3 separate regions of the Homo sapiens genome follow, and regions 1 and 2 are each linked to region 3. A link is an interaction called in ENCODE POLR2A ChIA-PET data of the cell type or tissue named here. Cell type or tissue: GM12878. All regions are shown on one strand. Links, peaks and the distances in the headings refer to the core of each region. The heading gives the core; the rest is flanking DNA. Region 1 overlaps TEN1 (TEN1 subunit of CST complex). Region 2 overlaps RHBDF2 (rhomboid 5 homolog 2). Region 3 overlaps RNF157 (ring finger protein 157).

Evidence for each region. Peaks named below come from ENCODE experiments on the same cell type or tissue, not always from the same donor. Only the 100,000 strongest peaks of a DNase experiment are listed, where the experiment ranks them.
Region 1: POLR2A ChIA-PET joins it to region 3 with 7 read pairs; 6 of 35 experiments call an interaction of 5 or more read pairs at or near these places.
Region 2: POLR2A ChIA-PET joins it to region 3 with 7 read pairs; 2 of 35 experiments call an interaction of 5 or more read pairs at or near these places.

What each region holds. Positions count from the first base shown.
Region 1 is chr17:75,994,589-75,999,588 of GRCh38, reverse strand. All of the region lies in intron 3 of TEN1 (TEN1 subunit of CST complex), which reads right to left. All of the region lies in intron 3 of TEN1-CDK3 (TEN1-CDK3 readthrough (NMD candidate)), which reads right to left. It overlaps LOC124904061 (a long non-coding RNA gene), which reads left to right. Exons shown (of 2, transcript XR_007065911.1): 2 at 1-917. Among named protein-coding and RNA genes, the nearest start is that of CDK3, 3.8 kb to the left of the region's middle. RefSeq lists enhancers at 1,993-2,042, 2,213-2,292. In GM12878, for the core only: no CTCF peak of the experiment used is centred there; a DNase peak (open chromatin) is centred at 2,132; H3K4me3 peaks cover 666 bases; H3K27ac peaks cover 1,265 bases.
Region 2 is chr17:76,487,879-76,498,823 of GRCh38, reverse strand. RHBDF2 (rhomboid 5 homolog 2) reads left to right here. Exons shown (of 19, transcript NM_001005498.4): 2 at 10,915-10,945. Among named protein-coding and RNA genes, the nearest start is that of RHBDF2, 8.1 kb to the left of the region's middle. RefSeq lists an enhancer at 6,202-7,067. In GM12878, for the core only: no CTCF peak of the experiment used is centred there; DNase peaks (open chromatin) are centred at 5,543 and 6,293; H3K4me3 peaks cover 2,374 bases; H3K27ac peaks cover 3,297 bases.
Region 3 is chr17:76,187,786-76,198,730 of GRCh38, reverse strand. All of the region lies in intron 2 of RNF157 (ring finger protein 157), which reads left to right. Among named protein-coding and RNA genes, the nearest start is that of RNF157, 47 kb to the left of the region's middle. RefSeq lists an enhancer at 7,460-7,959. In GM12878, for the core only: no CTCF peak of the experiment used is centred there; DNase peaks (open chromatin) are centred at 6,630 and 6,970; H3K4me3 peaks cover 688 bases; H3K27ac peaks cover 2,011 bases.

The DNA.
Region 1 (5,000 bases), core at 1-5,000, 200 kb after region 3:
TGTGGAACACTTGAGGTCAGGAGTTCAAGACCAGCCTGGCCAACATGATGAAACCCCATCTCTACTAAAAATACAAAAATTAGCCGCGTGTAGTGGTGCATGCCTGTAATCCCAGCTACTTGGAAGGCTGAGGCAGGAGAATTGCTTGAACCCAGGAGGTGGAGGTTGCAGTGAGCCAAGATCACGCCACTGCACTCCAGCCTGGGCAACAGAGCAAGACTCCACCTAAAAAAAAAAATTTTTTTTTTGAGACAGGGTGTTGCTCTGTCACTTGGGCTGGAATGCAGTGGCTCAATCATGGCTCAATGTAGCCTCCACCTCCCAGGCTCAGGTGATCATCTCAGCTTCCTGAGGAGCTGGGACTACAGGGACGCACCACCACACCCAGCTAATTTTTGTATTTCTTGTAGAGATGGGGTCTCGCCATGTTGCCCAGGCTGGTTTCAAACTCCTGGGGTCAAGTGATCTGCCCGCCTCGGCCTCCCAACATGCATGGATTATAGGCGTGAGCCACTGTGCATTGCTGACATTTTTTTTTTCTTTCTTTTTTCCCCAGTCATAGCTTGCAAGAGAAAAAAAAAAGTTAAAAAAATTTTTTGCACTCATGCTCTTTCTGCTCTCTGAGCACTTTAATAAATAGATTTCCGAGATGGGTGGATCACCTGAGGTCAGGAGTTCATGACCAGCTTGGCCAACACGGCAAAACCCCGTCTCTACTAAAAATACAAAAATTAGCCAGGTGTGGTAGCTGGCACCTGTAAACCCAGCTACTCGGGAGGCTGAGGCAGGAGAATCGCTTGAACCTGGGAGGCAGACGTTGCAGTGAGCCGAGATCAAGCCACTGCACTCCAGCCTGGGCAACAGAGTGAGACTCTGTCTCAAAATAAGTAAATAAATAGATTCAATGTTCTAGGCTATTACATTGTTTTCTTTTGACGCTGTTTGAGATAAAGGCTCTGCCTGCCCTTTCCTCTAGTCTAGGTCATTTATAGCACAGCCTGAGGGCAGAATTCAGGGTGTCATCCTGCCTAGCTGTCTATACAGGCTACCCTTAGGCAATGAACTCATTTGAAACATGAGGTTGCCTGTGTGTCTCAGCTTCTGTTAGCCCCAGTGCTGACACAGGTCAGAGAGGAATCGGGGCGTGGCGCGGTGGCTCCCAACACTGTAATCCCAACACTTTGGGAGGGCAAGACAAGCAGATCACTTGAGGCCAGGAGCTCAAGACCAGCCTGGCCAACAAGCGAAAACCCTGTCTCTACTAAAAATACAAAAGTTACCCAGGCCCGACTACTTGGGAGGCTGAGGCACGAGAATCACTTGAACCGGGGAGGTGGATGTCGCAGTGAGCCAAGATTGCGCCACTGCACTCCAGCCTGGGAAACAGAATGAGACTCTGTCTCAAAAAAAAAAAAAAAAGGAAAAAAAAAGGAAAAAGGCCAGGCGCAGTGGCTCACATCTGTAATCCCAGCACTCTGGGAGGCTGACGCAGGCGGATCACCTGAGGTCAGGAGCTGAAGACCAGCCTGGCCAACATGGTGAAACCCTGTCTCTACTAAAAAGACAAAAATTAGCTGGGTGTGGTGGCGGGCACCTGTAATCCCAGCTACTAGGGAGGCTGAGGCAGAATCGCTTGAACCCAGGAAGCAGAGGTTGCAGTAAGCAGAGATCGTGCCACTGCACTCCCAGCCTGGGTGACAGAGCGAGACTCCATCTCAGGAAAAAAAAAAAAAGATTAAGAACCTGGAGCAAAGAAGAAGGGCCTGGGTTATAAAAAGCAGTCAGAATGCAGTGGGGTGAGGCCTGGGAAGAGGAAGGGGTTATACGGAGCACAGATGTTCTTTTAGGAGGTTTGTCTGCAAAGGGAGGGAAGGTCATGGGCAGGTAGGTCAGACTCTAGTGTAGAAGATGACTTCTTGTCATTGAGACTATTATTTCCATATAGAGGAGGCTTGAACACCTTATATGTGGACAGGGAAGAACTGTGGTAACCCCTTAGGTAGGAGGGACCCCGCTTCCTCTTAGACTAGAGGAAGGAGCTAACGGTGGCCGTTTCAGTGTCTGATGGTCGGTGGCCGTTTCAGTGTCTGATGGTAGGAGGAAGAACGGCTGCCTGTGGCCTCGATTCTAGCTGGCTCATAAAGCAATAAGCCGGGAGGGACAGGGGAGGAGAGGAAGTGGGTTCTTGTGAGGCAGGGGAATTTCTGGACTAGCTGTGGTGGCGCCGGGGAGGGGGGTGTGGCCAGGACACAGGAAGGATTTCTAGGCAGAGCAGGGGAATGCCAGTGAGCCCCTGAAATCATTGAGCTCCAAATCCTTGGAGTTCTGTGATCTTTCTGCACTCAACAGTTGGCAGAACCAGGAGGGTGGAGGCTGGGGTCTTGGGGCAGGAGTGAAGCTGCCAGGAAAGTGGCTGAAATGGTAGTGAGGCCCAACGGGGAAGAGAGATGGGGGAGAAAGCCCGGGAGTCCTGAGTCCACAGGTCCTGATAGGGCAAGAGGGACGCAGCAGAAGTAGAAGGGAGAGTGGATGGCATGCAATTTCAGGAAAACAAGTCCAAGGTGCAGCAGCAGGCGTGGGAGGTGGAATTGGGGCAGAGGTGCACAGTGGTGGAACTGGTTGGCAGCAGGGAGACAGGGAGGGATGTGTGATGCTGACACACCCGAGGAGCCGGGGAAACTCCGGCCCTGCTCCAGACTCTGTGGGTGTGTGGTTTGGGGAGAAAGGTTTGGGCAAGTCCCAGAGCTGTAAGGATGCTCGAAGAGGGAGGTGCACAGGGGACACACAGGAAGGTTTCCCTCCCTCCCTTTCTCTTCTCTTTTCTCTTTCTTTTCTTTTCTTTCTTTTTCTTTCTTTCTCTCTCTCTTTTTTTTTTTTTTTTTGACAGGGTCTCACTCTGTCACCCAGGCTGCAGTACAGTGGTACAGTCTCAGCTCACTGCAATCTCTGCCTCCCTGGCTCAAGTGATCCTCCCACCTCAGCCTCCCCAGTAGCTGGGACTACAGGCATGTGTGCAACAACGCACCCTGCTAATTTTTGCATTTTTTGTAGAGACGGGGTTTCACCATGTTACCCAGGCTGGTTATTATTATTATTTTTTTTTGAGATGGAGTTTTGCTCTTGTCACCCAGGCTGGAGTGCAATGGTGTGATCTCAGCTCACTGCAACCTCCGCCTCCCAGTTTCAAGCGATTCTCCTGCCTTGGCCTCCTGAATAGCTGGGATTACAGGCATGTGCCACCACGCTCAGCTAATTTCGTATTTTTTGTAGAGACAGGGTTTCACCATGTTGGTCAGGCCGGTCTCGAACTCCTGACCTCAAGTGATCCACCCACCTCGGCCTCCCAAAGTGCTGGGATTACAGGCGTGAGCCACCACACCCGGCCGTCCAGGCTGGTCTTGAACTCCTGGACTCAAGTAATCCACCAGCCTCAGCCTCCCAAAAGTTCTGAGATTACAGGCATGAGCCACTGTGCCCAGCCTCTTTTCTTTTTCTTTAGAAACAGGGTCTCATTTTGTCACCCAGGTTGGAGTGCAGTGGCATGATCATAGCTCACTGCAGCATCGAACTCCTGCCTCAAGCCATCCTCCTGCCTCAGCCTCCCAAGTAGCTGGGACTACAAGCACAAGCCACCACACCCCACTAATATTTTCATTTTTGTAGAGATGGCGTCTCTCTGCGTTGCCCAGGTTGGTCTCAAACTCCTGGGTTCAAGTGATCCTCCCACCTCAGCCTCCGAACATGCTAGATTAGTGAGCTCCTGAGCCCAGCCACACAAGGAAGGTTTCTGAGGGCAAAGTGCAGGGGTGCAGTGAGAGAAAAGCAGAAGGCAGAGGATGCATGGCAAGGGCTTGTGGGCAGCTGCTTGCTGTTTGCTGTGGTCCAGTGCCCTTCAGCCTGGGCATGCTCCGAGGGCCTCTGGAGTAGGCCTGGGAAAGGCTGTGCCCCACACCTTAGTTCCAGAACAGGGGGCCCTCGGGCCTTTGGATGGCGCCAGCGGGTGTCAGGTCCATGGGTTTTATCACACACCAGCATGTCTTCACCTGTTGGTCTTCTTAGCTAGCTCTTAGGCAAACATTTGAGAAGGGTGACCTCTCACCTGTCCTCAGTACTGTCAGTCTGGCCACAGGGCAGGATTCACATCTGATCAACCTTTGTGTCCCCATAGAGCTTTGGGCCTGGCACAGGAAGGTTTATGGTTTTATTTCTACTTATTTATTATTTTGTAGAGACAGGCTCTTGCTACATTTCCCAGGCTGGTCTTGAACTCCTGGGCTCAAGCGATCCTCCCTCCCTAGCCTCTCAAAGTGCTGGGATTACAGGTGTGAGCAACCACACCTGGACTTTTTTTTCCTTTTTTTTTTTTTTGAAACAGGGTCTCACTCTGTCATCCAGGCTGGAGTGCAGTAGAGCAATCTTGGCTCACTGTAACCTTGAACTCCTGGACTCAAGCAATCCTGCCACCTCAGCGTCTCAAGTAACTGGGACTACAAGCCTGTGCCACCACACCTGGATAACTTTTTAATTTTTGTAAAGATGGGGTCTCACTATGTTGCCCAGGTTGGTCTTAAACTCCTGATCTCAAGCAGTCCTCCTTCCTTGGCATCCCAAATTGCTGAGATTACAGGCATGAGCCACCACACTTGGTTTTCACAGGGAGGTTTAAAGCAGCCACAGGGTGCCCCCTCTGCCCAGGCCAGAGGTCAGGGTGGACAGAGCACAGTCAGCCAGGATGCTCTCCTCCCACCTCCTCATCTTTGATTCGAGTTCCCTCCGTGAATGACGAGCGTGTATGACTTAGATAATCAAGACAGGCCGGGCGCGGTGGCTCACGCTTGTAATCCCAGCACTTTGGGAAGCTGAGGCAGGTGGATCATGAGGTCAGGAGCTCAAGACCAGCCTGGCCAAGATGGTGAAACCCTGTCTCTACTAAAAATACAAAACTTAGCCAGGCACAGTGGCAGGCGCCTGTAATCCCAGCTACTCAGGAGGCCAAGGCA
Region 2 (10,945 bases), core at 3,394-8,393, 300 kb before region 3:
ACACACACACACACACACACACACACACACACACTCTCTTTCTCTCCAGCCCAGGAGGGGGACTTTTGTTCCTATAAGAGGAGGAATAAATCACACTACAAATGCTTTGGGTGACGCACTTGGGGCCCGAGTCCTGCTCTGGGGTCAGTGGTGCTGTTTTTCCTGTGGCCTCAGCTCTGGATACTGTGGTGGCCTCTCCACCAAGGTTTCTGTCCTTGCTGTGTAAACTCTGCCCCAGACAAGGTGACAGATGACAGCAGAAGTCAAGGAGCTGTGCACGCCTGCCCGTGAGTGTGCGAGTGGCATGGCTCAGCTGGCTGGTGCTTCCCTTTGGGCCTGGCCCCCGCCTGCCGCTGGCACAGCACAGGGAAGACGTGTGCCCTCCTGGCTGCCTCTCCCCCTCCACACTCTCCTCAGATCTCTGTGCCTCGCACTCTGGAGCAGGCCTCGGCGCTGCCCCATCTGCCCCAGGGGATTTCCAGAGTGAGCTCAGGCATCTGCACCGGCTGTGGAAGCGCTGGCTGTCGGAAGCGGCTCCCAGTTTCCTATCCAGCTGAGCCAGGCTGGGGGAGGAGTGGCGGGGACGTCTGCGCCTGCCCAAGTACAGGCTGACCTCGGCGGTGGTGGTGGCTAGGCAGGGACAGCTCTCAGGGCACGGGCGGCTTCACAGGGAAACCAAGCCTGCCCGGAACGTCGTTTTGCCTCCCAGGAGACCTAGGATGGGTGTAAGGAAAAACACATCTTCCGGGAAGTACAAAGCGCCACCGTGTCCACGGCCCCTCCTTCAGCAAATGTATCCGGGCGCCCAGCTGGGAGTTGTTTGTGGTCCAAAAGCTACTGGAAGGCAGTTCCAGCCCCAGTGCCCGGCTCCTGCAGGAAAGTGGTTTCAGCCAAGTGGGCAGTGCAGGAGGTGGGCCAGAGACACTGTTTGGAGTGTGAGGGGAACCTTGTGACCAGCAGAAAAGGATGGAGGAGGATTCCAAACTTCAGGAGCTGGGCCAAGGTCCAGGGGCTGCTGGGCACAGTCGTCCATGTGTGTGCTCAGTAGGATGAGTTCACTTAATTAGTCTGTGCCTCAGTTTCCCCAGCTGCACAGTGGGCTCACTAACAGTAATCTACCTGGAGGGTTGTGTGAGGTGAGGACTCCCGTGGTAAAGGTGTGCAGCCTGCAGTGCAGTGCCCGGCCATGGCAGGAGCAGTGCGGGGAGCCATCGTGATAATGGTGTTAGGGTGGCTTCAGGTAGGGGCGTGGCTGCCGGTCCATGGCACAGACTTGGGAGATGGCCGAGGCCCTGCCTCGTGGGCTGTCAAGGACTAGATGGGAACACGCATATGGAGCAGTGGCACTGTTGTTATTGTTATTCTGTAGGAGTGGCTGTGTCTGGGGTAGGGGGACCTCAGTGCCTTGCTGGCCAAGGGAAGTGAGGGTGGGTTTCCATCTGGGCATGAACTGCTGACCTCTGCCCAGGGGTTTTCCTGGCCTGCCAGTGTGTGTGTGTCACTGACAGTGGGGTGGGGGGCAGCTCATGGAGTTGGTGCCCCTCAGCTGTGCTTTCCCTGGCGTAGGTTCCTGGGGCTGGGAGCAGGGTAAAGCTGCCTCAAGTCTTGGTTTTCTCCTCTGCCTCCCCCGTGTGGCCGCCAACCCTGTGCCAGCAGGTGGTGCAGGGATGGCTTCCTGCCCCGGTCTCTGGCAAGAAACCCTTTTCCCTCTCCCAGTGGGTCTCCCCAGGTTGTCAGCTCCATTTAGTCATAAGAAGATCTGGGGCCAGGCGCGGTGGCTCACGCCTGTAATCCCAGCACTTTGGGAGGCTGAAGCAGGCAGTCACAAGGTCAGGAGATCGGGACCATCCTGGCTAATACGGTGAAACCCCGTCTCTACTAAAAATACAAAAAAATTAGCCAGGTGTGGTGGCATGCACCTGTAGTCCCAGCTACTCAGGAGGCTGAGGCAGGAGAATCGCTTGAACCCAGAAGGCAGAGCTTACAGTGAGCCGAGATCACCCTACTGCACTCCAGCCTGGGCAGCAGAGCGAGACTCCGTCTCAAAAAATAAAAGAAAAAAAAAAGAGATCTGGAAGAGGAGGGTTGAGGATCTGCTGTGGGGTTTGGAGTGGGAACAGGACTTTGAACCCTGGCCTAAGCCCCTTTTGACCTTGCCAGCCCGTGAGGATGATGACAGCCGCCTCTCACCCTTAGCCTCAACTAAATGAGATCATGTCTGTAAAAGTCCTTTGCAAGCTGAGCAGTGCTGCCCAGGCAGTTAGGTGCTGTCCCTTCTTCATGAATCAAAGGCCTTTGCATGCAGGACTCACTCCAGCACCCCAAACACTCAGAGTCCTCACCCGTTCTTTTTCTCCTGCCCCTCACCAGTTCCAGGGTGGCAAGAGGCTGCAGAGTGTGGAGGTTAAGAGCGCGGGACCCTGGCTGGGGTTGTAGCCCCACCACCTCCCTAACTGTGGGACCTTGGACAGGTGACTTCATCTCTCTGAGCCTCAGTTTCCCCACCTGTCGAATAGAGATCTGTCCCCTGTGGGGCTCGTGGCTCAGATAGAGACTAAGTGAGCGATGGTGGCAGAGCTCAGCCAGGAATAAAAGAAACTTCCAACTGGGCGTTGGGTGTGTGCCAGGCACTGTACATTCATATCTGCTGTCATCTTCCCTGGCTCCCTCCGTGGTGGGGCATCAACCCATCTCACAGCAGAGGAGGCAGGCTCTGCAGCACCCACTTGCCCAAAGTCTCCCAGCAGGTAGGTGGCCCAGGCAGGTTTGAGTCCCATCTCTGGCCCCTTATTCCTCCTCATTCCTCAGCAAGAGAGCTCCACGCTGCCCCGAAGCAAGGTGTGGGCCATAAGCACGTGGCTTTGCAGGCCTGCTTGGGACAAGCAACCTGGTGTCCCCGTGTCCTGAAACCCTGGCAGTCACTGGGGCTAGGGCCAGCCTCTTCCCTGGGAAGCAGGGAGCCCCAGGGCAACGTTCTGGGAAATCAGGTTTATTAGTTCCTTAATGACCGTTTACAAGCTCAGAAGTGTCTGCCTGGCATTTTCCCTCCCTGCTGAGGGGCTCCATGCAGCCGGAGGCAGAACTGGGCCTCCAGAAGCGCTCTGAGTGTGTCGAGGTGAGGGCCCAGGGATGCCGTCGGCTCCCTGGGCTCTGCATGCTCACACCCAGCCAGTCCAGGCCTATTTCTGGCTGGGTGGCACTGGGCAAGGTGCTTACCTCTCTGTACAATAGGTGAGACCTTGTACCTCAGCTGAGCTGTTCCTGGGGTGAGCCCTCGTTCATGGTGACAAAGTCACATAGATCTTAGACCCTGGGAGGATACTAGCATCTTATGCATACACAAACTGAGGCTCAGAGATGTTAAGTGGCTTGCCCAAGATCGCACAGTGGTTAGAGATGGGCCTGTGACCCTGTCTTCTGCCATCGGGACAGATTTTCACTGTCTGGAGGCAGGTGGAAACCGGGTGGGCTCCTACTTTGTAAGCACAGGACAGTGCCCTGTCTGTGTACATGGGACAGTCACAAACGGAAATGGCCTGGTCACACCTTAGTGTCAAGGAGCCTCCAGCAGGAGTGAAACGGACCTCTCACACAGACCCCAGGCTGCATCTCATCCTGCCCCAACCGCTGGGCTTGTGCTGGACCACCACTGCTTCCAAGGACCCGTGAAAACCCGGCTGCCGGGATGCAGAGAGGCAGACTTTCATGAACGTTTGCAGCAAAGGGCAGTTCCCACCGAGCCTGTGTTGCTGTGGCACTGTGTGGTGCACACCCCACCCCGGAAACCCTCCAGTGTCCTGGTGTCTGACCCCAAATGGACAGGGCCTTTTGGCCCCCAGGGGCCACTTCTGACTCCTCCCCTTCACAACGATGCTGAGGGAGCAGGAGAACTGGGGCCCGGCTGCTGTGCGTGCCCCCTTCCCTTCATTGCCCCAAAGCCTGCAGTCCAGCCCCAGGCTCGGGAGCTGCTGCCTCTTCCCTGGGATGTGGAAGGCACCTGCATCCCCGCCCAGCTGCTGCCACTTGCCTGCCTCCATCAGCAGCTTTGTTTTATTTTGTCTGTGTGTTTTTTGAGATGGAGTCTTGCTCTGTCGCCCAGGCTGGAGTGCAGTGGCGTGATCTCGGCTCACTTCAACCTCCGCCTCCCAGGTTCAAGCGATTCTTCTGCCTCAGCCTCCTCAGTAGCTGGGATTACAGGCACCCGCCACCATGCCTGGCTAATTTTTGTATTTTTAGTAGAGATGGGGTTTCACCATGTTGGCCAGGCTAGTCTAGAACTCCTGACCTCAGGTGATCTGCCCACCTCAGCCTCCCAAAGTGCTGGGATTACAGGTGTGAGCCACTGTGCCCAGCCTCCACCAGCAGCTTTTGAAATCCAGAAATTTCCAGGGGAGGGCACTGTGGTGGGTGGGGCCCAGCGCTGTGTCCAGCTCGAGGCCTGGCTGCACTGCCACCTCCTTTGGTGCCCACCCCTGTGTCTTGCCAGCAGCTGCTGCACATTGGGCTTCGGGGATGCAGGACTCCAGCACCCCCAGCTCAGCCTGCTTCCTGGACCAGGAACCCCAGCCGAGGAGGGGGCATTTGTATCTCTGCCATCCCTGCTGGCAACTGGTCCTGAGAAAGCCCAGATGGTTGGTGCAGAGGGGGCGTCAGGGGCTGCACCACCCTAAGAACATGACATGTCACCCCCCAGCCCCCCGCAACACACACACACAGGTTCACACCTCACACCCCTGATCTTGGCGGCTCCCTGGAGCACAGCACCCGCTTCCCGTGTCTGTGGTTGGCTTATGACGCCCCAGCCACTCTAACCGGGTTAAGGGGAGCCCAGAGCCTGGGGCCGGATAGGAAAAAGCCCAGAGAAGTCAGGGGATGGTCAGTCCCCTGAAGCTGCCCCTGGGGGTTCTTGATCTTCTGAACTGAGTTCGAGGCAAGCCCTGGAGGGGCGAGGAGGAGAAAGAAACAGCTCTCTGGGCCAGGACCCGCTGTTCGTGGGATGTCTGGGGAGCTGTGTGAACCCACAGGCCGTTTTGTTTCTCTCCATCAGCAGCTGTGGGCTGAAGCGTGTACCGGCGGAGTGGGTTGAGATCGTGTCTGCGCCCACTTGCCACCAGCTCCGGCCTCTGGGGAGGTGGTGCTGAGAGGGAGGGAGAGTGGCTCCTGTTTGGCTCCTGGAGACAGACAGCTGGGTGTCCCACCCTCAGAGTCCCCAGCCCCCTCTCCCCTCTGCTAACTCTGCCGGTGGAGCTCACGCCGCAGCTCATGCCAACCCTGCCCTTCTGTTTTGCCTCTCATGACTCTCCCCAAATTCTGCCCCCAGGCCCCCAGCCAGCCTTCTTGCCACTTTCCTGCCCTTTACTCTTGCCCCTTCTACCTCTTGCCAGGGCAGCGTCACTGGCTACGTGAGGCCCAGCTTGGGGATGCATGGGGAGGTGTAAGAACAGCTGTGCCATGAGCTGTCCTTCCGGGCCTCTGGGGCTGGAGAAACCCCGGGGTCAGCAGTACCACGGGTTTTGCTGGGGATTGCACAGTGGGTGAGGCTCAGCTTCCTCTTTGCAGCTTTCTAAAAATGCCCTGGTTCCCAGCAGGGCCACAGGCAGGGAAAATGAGTTTCAGTTTCTGTGGCAAGGGAGCTGGGGAGAGAAGCAGTTTCCTTGTCCCCAGCCCTCACCCTAGCATCCTGTGATTCAGCCGCGAAGACGTGGCCCCAAGCCTCCCACCGCCCTCCTTCTGTCCTGACTGCCCACTCCCAGGGACACCAGGTGACGCCTCGCCCACCCGCGGCTCCGGAGCCAGGCTGGAAGCAGCTTCCCGCCCAGGGGGTGGTTTCCCCACATCCTGTCTTCAGATGGCTTGAGCCCCCTAAACTTCCTGGTCATATCCAGTGGATAATAATGGTCTCCCTCTTTCCTGTCTGGAGGGGAGGGGGCTGCTTACTTCTTATCCAAGGGCCTGTCCCGTCCCACCCCTGTGTCCCCATTTCTGGCCACACGCAGGCTCAGCCCTTGCATCAAGCCTCTGCCTGTTTCCCTCTGGGCTGCACCTGTCACGCTCTCCCTGCCCTGCCCCATAAAGCCCATAGAGCCCAGGGCTTGTGGGGACTGCACCCTTCATTAGCAAGACTCAGAGCTTCTAGAAACCCACTTGTGTGGGGGTGGGGAGTGCAGGGAGATTGGTGGCACCAGGTGGAGAGAGGGAACTGCACCTGGGGGAGTTGGGAGGGGCAGTGGGCTGGGCCCGCGTGGAGGAGTGTGGCTTGTACAGTCCGCATGGCGGGGGGACCCTTGTACCCTGCCTGGACTGGCTGGTAGAGCTGTTGGGGACCTCCCTGGGGGTGGCCTTGCTTACCCAGCTGTGCGGAACAGGCTTGGTTGGGAGTGCCTGGCCTCACCCTTTGTGGGGAAACCAGATTCTCTGGGCAGCAGTGGTAAATGGTGTCTGAGTCTGTGTTTCGTTGGATGTGTCTGAGGTCCGCTGCTGCCAGCTGGGTTATGCTGTCTCCAAAGCTATCTGCAGTGGGGGAGGCCCTGAGCCTGGGCAGGGGAGGGTACAGAGGCCTCAACCCATGGGACCTGGGGGTGATCTGAACTCTGCACTTCACTTTTTTTCAGGATTTCCCCCGCCCCACCCTAAAGGAGGAGGAAATAGAGTCTGTCCCACCCTAAGCCCCAGTCCCTCTCCCCAGGTCTCTTTGGCATCTCCCAGCTGGGCTGGGGCTGAAGGCCCTTCTCTGGGGTTGGCCACAGTGAGGCCAGGATCTGGCTGGGCAGGTGGCAGTGTTCCGCCTGTGGGCTGGGTGCGGAGGCGGGCCTGGGGGTCTTAGAGAGAGAGCGGCGGATGTGACTGCGGGCCAGGAGGAAGCCTGGTCCCAGGATGTCACCATTTCCCCTGCAGTGAGCAAGCATCTCTAGGGCTCGGAGATAAGTGCTGGGTGGGGTAGCTCCAGCTCTCCAGCGCTTTTTTCTGTCTGGTTCCTGCCATCTGGACTTGAGCCATGAGGAAGGCCAGAGTGGGTCTGACAGTCCCCACTCCTTTCCCCGCTGAGCCCCAAGGAAGGGGCTGGGCCTTTGCACCCCCACCCCAACTTCTGCACGAGTTGGAGGCAGTTGATCTCAATGGTGGAAAGTGGCTGGTGCAAAGTCATGCTTCCATACTCCATGTTTAGGCTTCATGGGTGTCAAAGCTGGGCCGTGACCTTGTCCCATTCCCTCAGAGAAGGGAACTGAGGCCAGAGGGTGGAGCTGCTCTCAGGCCGCTGCCCAGGCCTCTTGTGCTCTGCGGTTCAGATGGCACTCCCGATGCCAGGCTCCTGCCCAGGAAGACATGCCCACCCGCCCTGGCCCTGTCTCTGCTGTCTGGTGTCAGGCCACCTCTCTTCGGGACCCCCCCCCAACTGATTGCCCTGGGGCTGACCAGGCTCTCCTCTCCCTCAGTGTTGGGTTTTGGGAGCCTCTCTCATCAGGAGGTTGGCACAGATGCCAGCCATGCAGCGGATCCTGGGCAGGGGTCTCAGCTGGGATGGCCTGGCCTTGGGACAGGGAGGCTGGCTGGGCAGAACCCTAGAACCAAAAGCGGTGCCTGTGGTGGGCTAGGGAGCTAGGTGGGGAGTCTAGTGGGGAGTCTAGTGGGGAGGTCCACTAGACACTCGTTCTGGCACAGCATGCAGCGTCCTCCATCCTGGCCCTGCTGTGGGTACGGAGCCAGCAGGGCAGGAGCTCTCAGTGGAGCCCTCCAAAGAGGGCTGCTTCCTGGACCAGCTGCAGGATGAGGGAGACCCCTTCTGTCCAGGGCTGACATAGGCTGACCACCGCCAGCCCCACCCTCTCACTAGCTTCCCATTCAGTTAGCCATTGATGAGGGCTCACTGGGTGCAGGATCCTGGGCTGCCCGGGGTTGGGTAGGGGACTCCTACATGTAGGTAAATCCGCGAGATGCTGGAGAGAGCAGGCAATAAAGTGGTTGATTCTCTCTGGAGGTGACATTTTACTTTCCTAGTAGGGCTTGGCCAGGCAGGCAAGGTGGAGCCTGGTGTGCCAGGCGCAGCGCTTCAGATGAGAGGAGGTGAGAGCTTGGGGATGGCACAGGGAAGTGTTTTGTCTGGTGAGGGTGTGGCAGGGAGGGCAGGCCTGAAGGGACCTCCAGGGAGGTGTGATCAGATCTGGGTTCCAGAAAGATCCTACCTGCTTGGCGACCTTAACTGAGCTGGAGTCTGGAGGCCCCACCCTTGCACCCAGCTGCTTCCACTGCTTGCCTCCCATCCCCCAGTGCCAGTTCCCCAGGGCAGTGCCCTCCCCATGCCCTCTTGGTGTACCCTGGTCCCAAAGGAGGCCAAGCTATGAACTTTTCTTGCAGAGGTCCCAGGTGAGGCTGTTGTCCTGGAGCTGTCCCCAGAGCAGGCTTAGGATGAGGGGACCTAGCCACAGCTTCAACCGAGTGGGGTCCCGGTGTGGCTGCCAGGGCTCCTTGGCACCAACCCAGCCCAGTGGGTTGATCTCTGAGGACCTCGTCATACTCAGCCGGGCAGTCTGCCCTGGGGGGTGGGGTCAGGACTCCCCAGCACTTCGGGATGGAAGGAGGCGAAGCCAGCGCTGCTGGACTAGCCTTAAAGAAGCGGGAGACATCCTAGCTCCGCCTCAAGATTTCTCCTCTGCACCCAGCATTCTGCTCCCCAAATGTCCCAAATATGCAGGGGGTCAAGGAACATTGCTCAGTGGAATCAATGGGGAGCGTGGGCTACTCCCCAGCCTCTGGTTTGCCCCATAGCAGCCCCTTGGGCACCGCTGGGGACCCCCAGGCCTCTGAGGAGCTTGGTTTGGAAAGCGCTGGAATGCTGGACCAAGTTCCCTCTCTGGCTCCCTGAGAGGGGGTCTTCTAGCCCCAGTCTTAGGGCAAGAGGAGCCCGTCCCCTAGGAGCCTCCAGGCCCTGGAGCCAGACATCGGGCGTCCTAGCTACACCCTTTCCTGGCTATGTGAGCTTGGGCAAGTTACCAAACCCCTCTGAGCCTCCATTCACCATCTACAGAATGGAAGAGACGCTAATGTCACCCTGGAAGGTGTTTTGAAGGGTAATGTGTGTAAAGGGCCAAACAAGGCCCCGCACAGTTAAGGACTTAAATCCTGCCCGGCCCCGGGAGGGCTTCCGGCATCTTGGGGTTCCCCTCAAAGGATGGCCTGGGCAGGACTTCTTAAAAACAAACAGGCGGCTGGGCGCGGTGGCTCACGCCTGTAATCCCAGCACTTTGGGAGGCCGAGGCAGGCGGATCACGAGGTCAGGGGATCGAGACCATCCTGGCTAACATGGTGAAACCCCGTCTCTACTAAAAGTATAAAAAATTAGCCGGGTGTGGTGGCGGGCGTCTGTAGTCCCAGCTCCTCCGGAGGCTGAGGCAGGAGAATGGCGTGAACCCGGGAGGCGGTGCTTGAAGGGAGCTGAGATCATGCCACTGCACTCCAGCCTGGGCTACAGAGCGAGACTCCATCTCAAAAAAAAAAAAAAAACAGGAATGCCCCTGGGTTTCGTGCTTTAAAATGGTTGATTTTATGTTGTGTGACTTTTAAGTTCAATAAATTACCAATCAAAGCAACAAAACACTTCCAGATCATTTGAACTTTGCCTTAAGTATCAGAAGGCAGTTAGTAATTCCTGGACTTTGAATGTTAAATATGTGGGGTTCTTTTGTTTTGTTTTGTTTTGTTTCGAGACGGAGTCTTGCTCTGTCACCCAGGCTGGAGTGCAGTGGCGCGATCTCGGCTCACTGCAACCTCCATCTCCCGGGTTCAAGTAACTCTCCTGCCTCAGCCTCCCGAGTAGCTGGGATTACAGGCCCACCACACCCAGCTAATTATTTTGTTGTTTTTGGTTTTGGTTTTGGTTGTGAGACAGAGTCTCACACTGTCATCTGGGCTGGAGTACAATGGCGCGATCTTGGCTCACTGCAACCTCCGCCTCCCATGTTTAAGTGATTCTCCTGCCTCAGCCTCCTGAGTAGCTGGGATTACAGGCGCCCGCCACCACACCCGGCTACTTTTTTGTATTTTTAGTAGAGATGGGGTTTCACTATGTTGGCCAGACTGGTCTCGAACTCCTGACCTCGTGATCCACCCTCCTCAGCCTCCCAAAGTGCTGGGATTACAGGCGTGAGCCACTGCACCCAGCCCCGGCTAATTTTTGTATTCTTAGTAGAGACAGGGTTTCACCATGTTGGCCAGGCTGGTCTCGAACTCTTGACCTCATGATTCCCCCACCTTGGCCTCCCAAAGTGCTGGGATTACAGGTGTGAGCGCCTGCACCCTGCCCAAAAATATGTGGTTTTGTTTGTTTTTTGAGGCAGAGTCTCCCTCTGTCGCCCAGGCTGGAGTGTAATGGCACAATCTCGGCTCACTGCAACCTCCGCCTCCCAGGTTCAAGCAATTCTCCTGCCTCAACCTCCCGAGTAGCTGGGACTAAAGGTGTGCACCACCATACCCAGCTAACTTTTGTATTTTTAGTAGAGATGGGTTTTTACCATGTTGGCCAGGCCGATCTCGAACTCCTGACCTCAGGTGATCCACCTGCCTCAGCCTCCCAAAATGCTGGGATTACAGGTGTGAGCTACTGCCCCTGGCCGAAAGTTAAATGTTTCTGTTCTGTTCAAGTAATATTGAGAAAAATAACAGGGGCCATCTTGACTCTAATGTTCTGCTCCAATCAGGTTCCCAGACCAGAGGACTGTTGTTAGGTGATTGGCTGTGAACACCCTGAGGCCAGTGCCCCTCGCTGCTTGGCACTCGGAGATGCCTGATTAGCACCTTTAATCCCTTACCAGTGAGGCAGGTGGAATTGGCCCCATTTTACAGATGGGGAGACTGAGGTGAGGAAGGTTAAAGCACTCAGTGGTGGGCATGCCCCCTGGAGCCGGCCCTCCTTTCTTCCAGCTGTGAGTACCCAGGAAGCTGCACCGTGTGG
Region 3 (10,945 bases), core at 3,543-8,542:
AGACACATTTTAAAAGATCTCTCAGATGAAGTGTAGAAGGTAGATTAGAGAGTCATGAGAACGGATACAGGGTAACCAGTTGTCCAACTGAGATTTGATGGAGGTTTGACCTCAGGCTGCAGAAGGAATGAAGAGGACACTGACGTATACGGCAGAACCTATGCTGGTAACCAGTGTGGGGCAGAATCTAGGGTGTGGTAATTAGAGTATGTTCAGGCCCCCCAAAGGACGCAGCCAGCTAGTGGATTTTCCCACTTTATGTGCAGACCTATTCTCGTGGAGTAGACACGAAGCCTTTTGAACTTTTCCTCTAAAGATCTCTGTGGCAGTTTTGGAATCAATTACTGTGGTCCATCATTTTTCCAAGCTCCCAAGAACCCCCCTCCCCCAGCACATATCAGATCCAAGGCTCTTGCCAAGGTGTTCATTCTGTGTCATAAGAGAATGTCCCTGTATCAACAGGCTCTCCCTCATCCAACTTTGTATTCCAACACCCTCAGGAACCCCTCCCACACATCCTCCAGGTCCTGCTAGTGCCTTTGTTGGCCAGGTCCCAAGCACCTCTGGCATGATAAGCCCTCTCCTCTCTTTGCAGGTCCAGCAGGCCCCGGTTGAGTAATACTCAGATAATGGCCCTAATTATGGTTGGGTGGCCAGAAAGGAAGGTGGGGGCAGGTCCTCTGTAGGGTGAGCATTGTCTTTTAAGTTACTCGCCTCATTTGAGACCTCTGTGTAATCATGAAGGGTGGAGGAGCAGGTTCCTCCCATCTTCAAGGGAGAGGGCTATTTGCAAGCCTAGGGAATCTGGGGTTCATGTTCCTCAAATAAATATACACAGACGTTCCCATCTCAAGTCTTAGAGTTCACTCCTTCCCTACCAGGGCCTGAATCTGGCACAGTAGACTAGTATAGGCTGAGAGTTCATCCTTTTTGATTCTGCCACTCTTAAAATTAGGTCTTGTGCCTGCAGGAAATGATTGTCTTTAAATGCTGCCAAAGCAGCCTGGCATGGTGGCACATCTGTAATCCCAGCACTCGGGAGGCTGAGGTGGGAAGATGGCTTGAGACAGAAGTTTGAGGCTGCAGTGAACTATGTTCACACCACTGCACTCCAAGCCTGGGTACCATATTGAGACCCTATCTCAAATAAATTAATAAATAAGTAAAAATTGCCAAAGGAAGCTTACTGACTATCATAGCTGGCTTTATTTCTTTATTTTTAGTTTTTCTTATAAAGATGGGGTCTTGCTGTGTTGCCCAGGGTGGTCTCAAACACCTGGCCTCAAGTGATCTTCCCGCCTCAGCCTTCCAAATTTCTGGGATTACAGGCATGAGCCACCACATCCAGGCTCATAGTTGGCTTTACATTTTTGATTGCTATACCTGAAACTCATTTTCTCTTTTCAATGAAACAGTCCTCTTAATAGCAGTCACCCAGTTTCACAGTCCTTACTGTAACTGTTTCTCCTGTACCTCCTGTACCAAGACATCAAAATCGCCTGGATATTATACAGCCCCGTGTCTCCTATTCCCCTTCACCACAGGGGAATGTCTGCAGCATGCTGGGGACCATCCACTTTCCACCCACCTCAGTGATGGGTCCTCATTGCCATCTGGCTGTGGGTGATCCACCCCCAAATTCCATCCATAGACAACATCTGATATCAACCGGTTTAGGTTGGGTTCTCTGGGAGCAAAGCCTGAGATGGAGATCTTTGTGAAAGCTGTTTATTGAGGGAATGCTCTCTAGAGATGAGGAAGACAGATGGGGCAGTGGAGCAAAACCAAACATGAGTGCGGTCTTGGCCAAGACCCATTTTGGCCTGGTCCCACGGGAAAGCTTTGGAGTACAGCTTGTACCACAGAGTTGCTTCATCTCAAGGTAAAGGGGCCAGCTTTTTGTACAGCCCTGTCAATCAGTCACTGGCTGTTGGTGGCTGTCCTGGAGTGAGATAGGGAATCAGGAAGACTCTTGGATCAGGTGGCTCTGGTTCCCAGTTCTTGGAGAAGGGGTAGCTATGGCTGTTTGTAGCCAAAACTCTCCACAGCAGGGGTACAGAGACCTGGGGAGGGAGTTGGGGAAGGTTGGGACGCCAGCACATGACTACACTCCCGTACATACTTCGGCCCTTGCTTTTTAATTTAATGGTGTATCATATTGGAGATCATTCTAGATCCATTTACCTAGGGCTGACTTGTCCTCTTTAAAAATATTTATTGATGTATAACATACACACAGAAAGATGACAAGTCATCCATGCACAGTTGATTTTCACAAAGTGAGCCCTCCGCTGTGGCCAGCATTCAGATGAAGAAGTAGCACATGGCCAGCACCCCCAGAAGCTCCCCTTCTGCTCCTTTCCTGTTGTTACCTCTAGCCTAAGGTAACCGCAATCCTAACTTCTGTCCTGGTTTGAACTTTATATAAGTGGAACTGTGTTCAATTTGCTCTTTAATGTCTGGCTCCTTTCACTCAGCATCTTTGTGACATTTATTTATCTCATGGTAGCTTAGCCCAGGAGGGTCCTTGGCTTTGCTCAGGAAAGAATTTAAGAGCCAGTGGTGGAAGAAAACAGCTTTATTGAGGCGGCAGTGTTACAGCTCTGTGACTGCTCCTGCAGAGCAGGGCTACCCAAAGGCAGTGTGTTGAGAGTAGCGGCTCAGAGCAGGTTTGTAATCATATTTATACCCACTTTTAATTATGTGCAAATTAAGGGACAAATTATAAAGAAATTTCAAGAAGGATAGTACCTTCCGGGTCATTGGGTCATTGCCATGAAAGAGGGTGGTAACTTCCAGGTGTTGCCGTGGCAATAGTAAACTGACATGGCACACACTGACAGGTATGGGAGGTATGGGCTATCTTATGGAAAGCTGCTTCTGCCCAGTCCCTGTTTTAGCTTGTGCTCAATTTAGTCTGATGTGCGAGCCCCACCTCTGGAGTTGAGTCTCACTTCTTGAGTCAAGTCCTACATCCTACCTCAATGGCGTACAGCAACGAGAAGGAACAAACTATTCCTGTGCTGTGTACGGTTCATTTCCATTGCTGCATAGTATTTCATTGTGTGAATACACCATAATTTATCCACTCTATTGTTTGCAGGCATTGAGCTTTTTTGGGGCATTTTGGCTATTACACATAGTGCTGCTATGAACGTTCTATTATTACATGTATTTTGTTGTGTATATGTATGCATACCTGTTAAGGCTATAGCTAGGAGAATTGCTGAGTCATAGAATATGCTGTAGTAGATACCGCTAACCGCTTTTCAAAGTGATTCTACCAATTTTTTTTTCCCACTAGCAGTGTTTAGAATGTCCAGCACCTAGTATTTTCCATCTTTTTAATCTTAGCCATTGTGGTAGGTTTGTAGAATTTATTTTCATTTTCCCGATAACCAATGAAGTTGGAGAGACAGGTGATCTCCTGGTTACGTGGTGTCTGGAAAAAGATCTAGGGGTCTAAATGCTTTTCACACCAACCCCAGTCTCCTGTTTCCAGCCTTGCTCTACCCCGCTTGTAGGAGGACCTACACCTCCATTTCCTAAGCCTGTCTGGAGTTCTGTGACATGAATATGTTTCTGCCATTTGGGATTTCGGCCCTTTCTGTTCTCCTGAATCGCTTTCCACTTGTCAGTGTGTGTTTCAGCTTCCAAGTTTTTATTATAATATCCTCTCCCATTCCCTCTGCTCTTGTGTTTTGTTTTGTTTTTTTGAGACAGAGTCTCGCTCTGTCACCCAGGCTGGAGTGCAGTGGTGCTATCTCGGCTCACTGTAAACTCCACCTCCCGGGTTCACGCCATTCTGCTGCCTCAGCCTCCTGAGTAGCTGGGACTACAGGCGCCCGCCACCACGCCTGGCTAATTTTTTGTATTTTTAGTAGAGACGGGGTTTCACCATGTTAGCCAGGATGGTCTCGATCTCCTGACCTCGTGATCTGCCCACCTTGGCCTCCCAAAGTGCTGGGATTACAGGTGTGAGCCACCGTGCCCGGCCTGCTCTTGTGGTTTTATATTTTTCTCTCTCTCTTTTTAAATCTCTTTACTATTGTTTTAGTAGCAATTCAGAAGAAAGCAGAGTTATCTAAACTGGAAGGAAACCTAATCGTGTCTGGTACTGTATATTATACAATCATGGAAGAGGACATAGGCCATTTCTATAGAGACTATTTTAAATGAGTTATTTGTCTTTGGGTTTAAACTATCCACTTCACAGCCCACTAAGAAGCGTCCTGCTTTCGGGGGTCTTTCAGCAGAGCCTGCAGAGTCATCTCAGGCTCTAGTGAATTTACCGCCCTTCCCACCATCAGACTGGCTTCACTATTTCTGATGTATTTGAAAGTCTCCTATGGTGGCTGAGTGCGTGGTGTTCTATGCGAACTGAATGAGGCCTTTGGCTATTTTACTTAAGCATTGTAAAGAGTGTTGTGTCATTCTGGAAAGAGCAAAACGATAGAGATAAGAAATAGATCAATGGTTGCCAGGGACTGGGGTGCATGGAGGAGTTGACTAGAGAGGGCACAAGGGAATGTGGGGGTAATGGAAATGTTCTTTATTTTGTTTGTAATGGTGGTTACACTGTTGTGTGTGTTTGTCAAAATTCACAGAACTGTACACCAAAAAGGCTGAATTTTACTGTATATAAATTATACCTTGATAAACAAACCAACAAAAAAACAGAATGTGCCTTGGAAAGAGGTGATTAATAGAAATGTGATTGCCTTCTCTGTGGCCTGGTTCCCATGTAGTCCAGGGAGTCCCGTTTGTGGACGTGTACCCCAGAGAAGTGGTAGCCGTGTCCCCCAGGGCTGTCTGTGGATGTGGAGGTGGGAGGGGTAGCAGGGCAGCATTGCTCCTGCATCAGCAGCCCTCGGCCAGGCGCTAATCTCAGATCTGAAACTATGGGTGCGGCAGCCTCACTGCAGGATGCGGGAGAGCCTGCCCAGGAGCTGTGCCTCAGACCTCTGTTTTGTTTTCTCGCTCAGCTCCTGATTGTTTCGGATCAGGCTTCAGAAGTCACGTTTGTTTGTTAGACAGTCAGGGTCACAACAGACAAAAGGAGAACGTGCTTAACTCTCACGTTACCTTAGACAGTGTCTTCCATTTCCCTAGTGATCCTAAACCGAGAATCTCAGAGAGCCTTTCAGTCACTATGGTAGAAACTTGTATGTGTCCGTGGGTGGGGGGTGGTGGGGGTAGCTGTTTCCAAGATGTTAAATTCCAGTAGAATATAGGGCAGATCTACAATAATTCTTCTGGGTCACGACCAAGTGAGATATATCCTAACTGTATTTACTTCAAGTGCTTTGGGATTTGTAGATAAGAGATACTTACCTAATTGCTTGTATTTCATTTGTGCATTATTTTTTCCAAGCATTCAAAATAGCATTACAAGTTCTTTAATGAAGATGTTATCACTAATGCTAATCACTAAGGATCACTAATGATAACATATATTTTTATAGCACTGTATGGTTTTCAAAACATTTTTATTTGATCTTAATGACCCTATGAGATAGACAGAAGCTATAAATCTCATTTTACAGATAAGGACATTGATGCTCAGAGATGTTAAGTTATTTGCCCAAAGTCTTGTGTATGAAGTGAGAGAAGGCTGAGTGCTCTGGCCCACGCCTGTAATCCCAGCATGTTGGGAGGCCGAGGCGGGAGGATCACTTGAGCTCTGGAGTTTGAGACCAGCCTGGGAAACAGCGAGGTCCCGTCTCTACAAAAAGTCAAAAATTAGCTAGGTGTGGTGGCGCGCGGCTGTTACTCACGTGGCTGAAGTGGGAGAATCACTTGAGCCTGAGAGGTTGAGACTGCAGTGATGGCCATCGCAGTCACCCTGTGCAAGAGAGCGGATGCTGTCTCAAAAAAAAAAAAAAAAAAGGAAAGAAAGTGGGAGAGCTGAAACAAGAACCTGTGTCTTCTGGCTGTTGATATCATACTTGTTTTATTAAATCATTTCATCTTCATTTTCCAGTCTTTCATACAACTCACTGGCAGAACCAGAGGGTTTCAGCTGCTAGTCAAGCTTACTCAGTATTACTCCACAAACCCTTAATTTAAAAACACATGGTGGTCTGTGTTTTTCAGTTATTTTGTGAGCATTAATTGTACCAGTCTGCCATTTAGTCTGCGGGGCAAATATTCAAAATCTAAAGAGTCACCATGGGCATATGCTGTACTCTTCCGAAGATCTTGTTGTTCGTGTATTCATTCTACAGACATCTATTTCTGCCTTCTGTATGTGCTGGTCTAATCACTAGGGGTAACACGAAGAGGATTCCTACATGGATTTTGCCCTCAAGTTTATAATTTCATGGAGAAGATCAGACTTGGACATACATAGCTATAATACAGAGCAGGGAGTGAAAAATGAAGTATAAAAATAGTCATGTAAAAGCTTGGAGAAAGGAACTTTATAATGTAAATGTTGCTGACTCGAAAAGTGCCACTAAGTGCTTGAACTTTTGCTTCGTTGTTTGATGCCATGTTTCTTAACAAACCAGAGTACAAAGAACTGCTGTGGTATTCAGTAGTGGAACTAAAGCATCTGTGTTGTAGGAATTTCCTCGAAATTTCTTTGAAACATATTGAAACCAAGTGTGCACACTCTCACCTCTGTTTCCTGTTGTCATTGTGCACCCCATCTGACGGGAAACTATACTTACTGGTTTTGCATTTCAAAGAAAAATCTGGTTAACTTTTTCAGCATTTAAAGAGATGCATAGTGGCCTTAACTGTTACTGAAACTGTTATATAAAAGTCTGTATTGTATTGTCAAAGACTTACGAGTCAAATAGCTTAACAGTTGATTACACGTAAATTTTGTCCCTAAGCAGCACACTTCATTCTCTAAGATGGTCTTTCCCGGCCAATCAAATAAAATAGTAGCCCTGATTATTACAGAAATTAATCAGACATATACTTTATCTTTACATTTTAATATTTTTTTAGACAGGGTCTGCCTCTGTCACCCAGGCTGAAGTGCAGTGGTGCAATTATAGCTCATTGTAGTTTCAACCTCCCAGGCTCAAGCAGTCCTCCCACGTCAGCCTTCCTAGGAGCTGGGACTACAGGCACATACCACTACACCTGGCTAATGTTTTTTTTTTTTTTTTTTTTTTGAGGCGGAGTCTTGCTCTGTCGCCCAGGCTGGAGTGCAGTGGCGTGATCTCAGCTCACTGCAACCTCCACCTCCGGGTTCAAGCAATTCTCTGCCTCAGCCTCCTGAGTAACTGGGATTACAGGTGCCTGCCACCACGCCCAGCTAATTTTTGTATTTTTAGTAGAGACAGGGTTTTGGCCAGGCTGGTCTTAAACTCCTGACCTCATGATCCTCCCGCCTCAGCCTCCCAAAGTGTTGGGATTACAGGTGTGAGCCACCGCGCCCAGCCCTAATTTTTTATTTTTTTGTAGAGACGGTGTCTCACTATGTTGCCCTAACCGATCTTGAACTCCTGGGCTCCAGCGATCCTCCTGCCTCAGCTTCCCAAAGTACTGGGATTATAGGCATAAGCCACCACACCCAGCCCACTTTATCTATAGAAGGCAGCACTGAACTTTAGGGTAAATGTTGGTATAATTATAGAATAGAATGTAGTCCTTAGCCATATTTTCTACTTATTAAAAACTTAAATGCTGGTAACACAAGAGGTTTATGTCCTCTGCTAATCCATATCGTAACTTTTTTTTTTTTCTTTTTGTAGAAACAGTCCCACTATGTTGCCCAGGCTGGTCTTGAACTCCTGGCCTCCCAAAGTGCCGGGACTACAGGTGTGAGCCACTGCATTCAGCCGTGTAAACTTTTTTTTTTTTTTGAGACAGAGTCTCGCCCTGTCGCCCAGGCTGGAGTGCAGTGGCACGATCTCGGCTCACTGCAAGCTCCGCCTCCCGGGTTCGTGCCATTCTTCTGTCTCAGCCTCTGGAGTAGCTGGGACTACAGGGCGCCTGCCACCATGCCCGGCTAATTTTTTGTGTTTTTAGTAGAGACGGGGTTTCATCGTGGTCTCGATCTCCTGACCTCGTGATCCACCCGTCTCGGCCTCCCAAAGTGCTGGGATTACAGGCGTGAGCCATCACGCCCGGCCGTAAACTATTTTTTTAATTCTTTTTTTTTTTTTTTGAGATGGGGTCTCACTCTGTCACCCAGGCTGGAGTGCAGTGGCATGATCATGGCTCACTGCAGCTTTGACTTCCCTGGACTCAAGCGATTTCCCTGGACACTGTGCCCAGTGTAAACTATTTTTAAAAGAGAGAATGGCCAAGCACAGTGGCTCACACCTGTAATCCCAGCACTTTGGGAAGCTGAGGCAGGCAGATCACTTGGGGCCAGGGGTTTGAGGCCAGCCTGGCCAACATGGCGAAACTCCGTCTCTACTAAAAATATAAAAATTAGCTGGGTATGGTGGCACGTGCCTGTGGACCTAGCTATTCAGGAGGCTGAGGCAAGGGAATTACTTGAACCCGGGAGGTGGAAGTCGCAGTGAGGCGAAATTGTGCCACTGCACTCCAGCCTGGTTGACAGTGAGAATCTATTTCAAAAAAAAAAAAAAAAGAGAGAGCAAGCAGTTAGCCTGAGCACTTAACAGAAGTAAGGGTAATAAGTATCAGTGGGTCACATCTACCCTTTACAAAGTTATTTGTCTCCACAATTCCACTGTTATTTCCTGGCCCCACACCACCCTGTGAACACTGGGGCTGGGACTCTGCGGCTCTCTCCATTGCTTGCTACACTTGGCCATGTGCTGCCAGTGGGAGGTGCTGGAAGGTCTACAGGGCTGGAGGAGAAGGACCCACTGCTTCTTGCGCCTGGCTGTTCCTATGACCACCATCCCAGCAATGCCTTTTCATCCCACCAGCTGCAGTTTGTTTCAGCCTTCAGTTGTTTTTGTTTGTGTTCTCCTCCCAACAAACCCAGAACCAGCTGGGCAGTACCCTCACCTCAGAAGTCTGAGTCCCAGCTTCGGAGGGTCCCTTCTCCGGGCTTCCAGGATCTGAGAACCCAACCTCTCCCTTTTGTTTCCTCAGCCATGGGGATGGAAACCGTTTCCTGCAGTTTCTCTCTGTCAGCTCCGTGCCCCCTTTTCGTGTTTTAGTTCTCTGATATCCATTTAACCAGTTCCTTGTATTTAATTCTGCCTATTAAAATACCTTGTGTAGTACCTGTTTTCCTGACTAAACCATGATTAATACAACTTCTACTCTCACAACTTTTGAGGTCGCTGTTATGGAGCTCATTTCACTGATAAGGAAATGGAGGCTTAGTAGGGCAAAGCAGCTTGTCTAAAGTCACCGTAACCAGCAGCACAGGAGCTGAGACCCACGCCTTCTGCTCATAGATCCTGAGCTCCTTCCATTTCATCTCTGCATTTCTCTTGCTGAATTAATTTTTTTAATAATTTATTCTTACAGAAGAATCACAAAAGATAACAGAGTTGCCATATAGCCTTTATCCAGCTCCACCTAAGGTTAACATCTTACATAACTGCAACACATTTATCCAGACTGAAAATTAACACAGTTACATTACTATTTTTAAAACTAGACTTTATTAGGATTTTACCAGCTTTTCCTCTATTGTCCTTTCTTAGTTCTAGGATCTAGTCCAGGATACTTTTGGTTCTCATGTTTCCTTCATCTCCTCCAATGTGTGCTAGTTTCTCAATTTTTCCTTGTTCTTCATGACCTTGAAAATTTTTAGATGTACTTGGCTAGGTATTTTGTAGAACTTCCCTTGATTTGGGTTTTTCTAATGTTTTCTTTTGAAATATCAAAAGACCAGGATTATAGACTTTGGGAAAGAAAACCACAGATGTAGTTGCATCATATCAGAGGTACATAATATCACATGACTTATTGCTGTTGATATCAGCCCTGTTTACATGGTCCGGGTGGTACAGGTTTATCCACTGTAAATCTTCCCCTTTCCATGATGTATTCGTTAGAAGCCAGTCACTAAATCCTCTTGCTGAACTTTTGACTTCCCACTTAATTATGGAGCCATGCTTTCTTTACAGACTATTAACTAGCATAAGAGAATGTTTGTATTAATGACCAGACTGAGAATTATAAACTTAGAAGCCAAACTAACACTGTTGGGAGATACTAGCATGCATTGCTTTGGGGGGAATTATCTGTTGCATCTATTGCACCATCTTTGCTTGCACCTTGTTTAAAGTTGGAACTTGGCTATTTTTAGTCTCAGAAAGCTTGTGGTTAATGCTAAGACACCTATTTATTCTTCAGGGAGTGTAATCACCTCTGACAAGCCCTGAAAGATGATCAGAAGCCCAGGGTCTTAATGAAATGCAGAAAATCAGTAAAAAGAGGAAGAACCACAGAGAAGAGGTTGCTGAGAATAAGGAAAATTGGAGGTGATGAAGGATGTGGCTCAAGGAGTGGAGATTTACAAGGATGGGCTGAGAAGTGATGGGTGACCACATGGGGCAGTGGAGTGATCCCAGGTAGGAGGCCGTGGGATGCAGTACAAGAGAACGTAAGTCACCTTGGAGTTGGAGCATGATAGAGTATGGGTGTTCACCATCTAGAACCTAAAGTTCTAGCCACTGCATTTCACTATATCCGGTCTTTAAATGAGTTTAGACTTTCATAAAAGCCAAAGAAAGTAGTTCACTTGGTTTACAGAATCTTGGCTGCCCACTGCTATTGGGGGGTGACTGAAGAATAATCAGAGCTCTCAAGACTCTTAGAAGCTTAGCAATGCAAAACGGAACAAGTGCCACCTTATTAAACTAGCTGCAGAATAGATTTTTCCATTAGGGTTTCCGCACATCTTTACATTAATAACTCAGAAAATAGAACTATCAGGGCTGGGCGTGGTGGCTCACACTTGTAATCTCAGCATTTTGGAAGGCTAAGGCAGGCAGATCATTTGAGGTCAGGAGTTCAAGAGCAGCCTGACCAACATGGTAAAACCCTA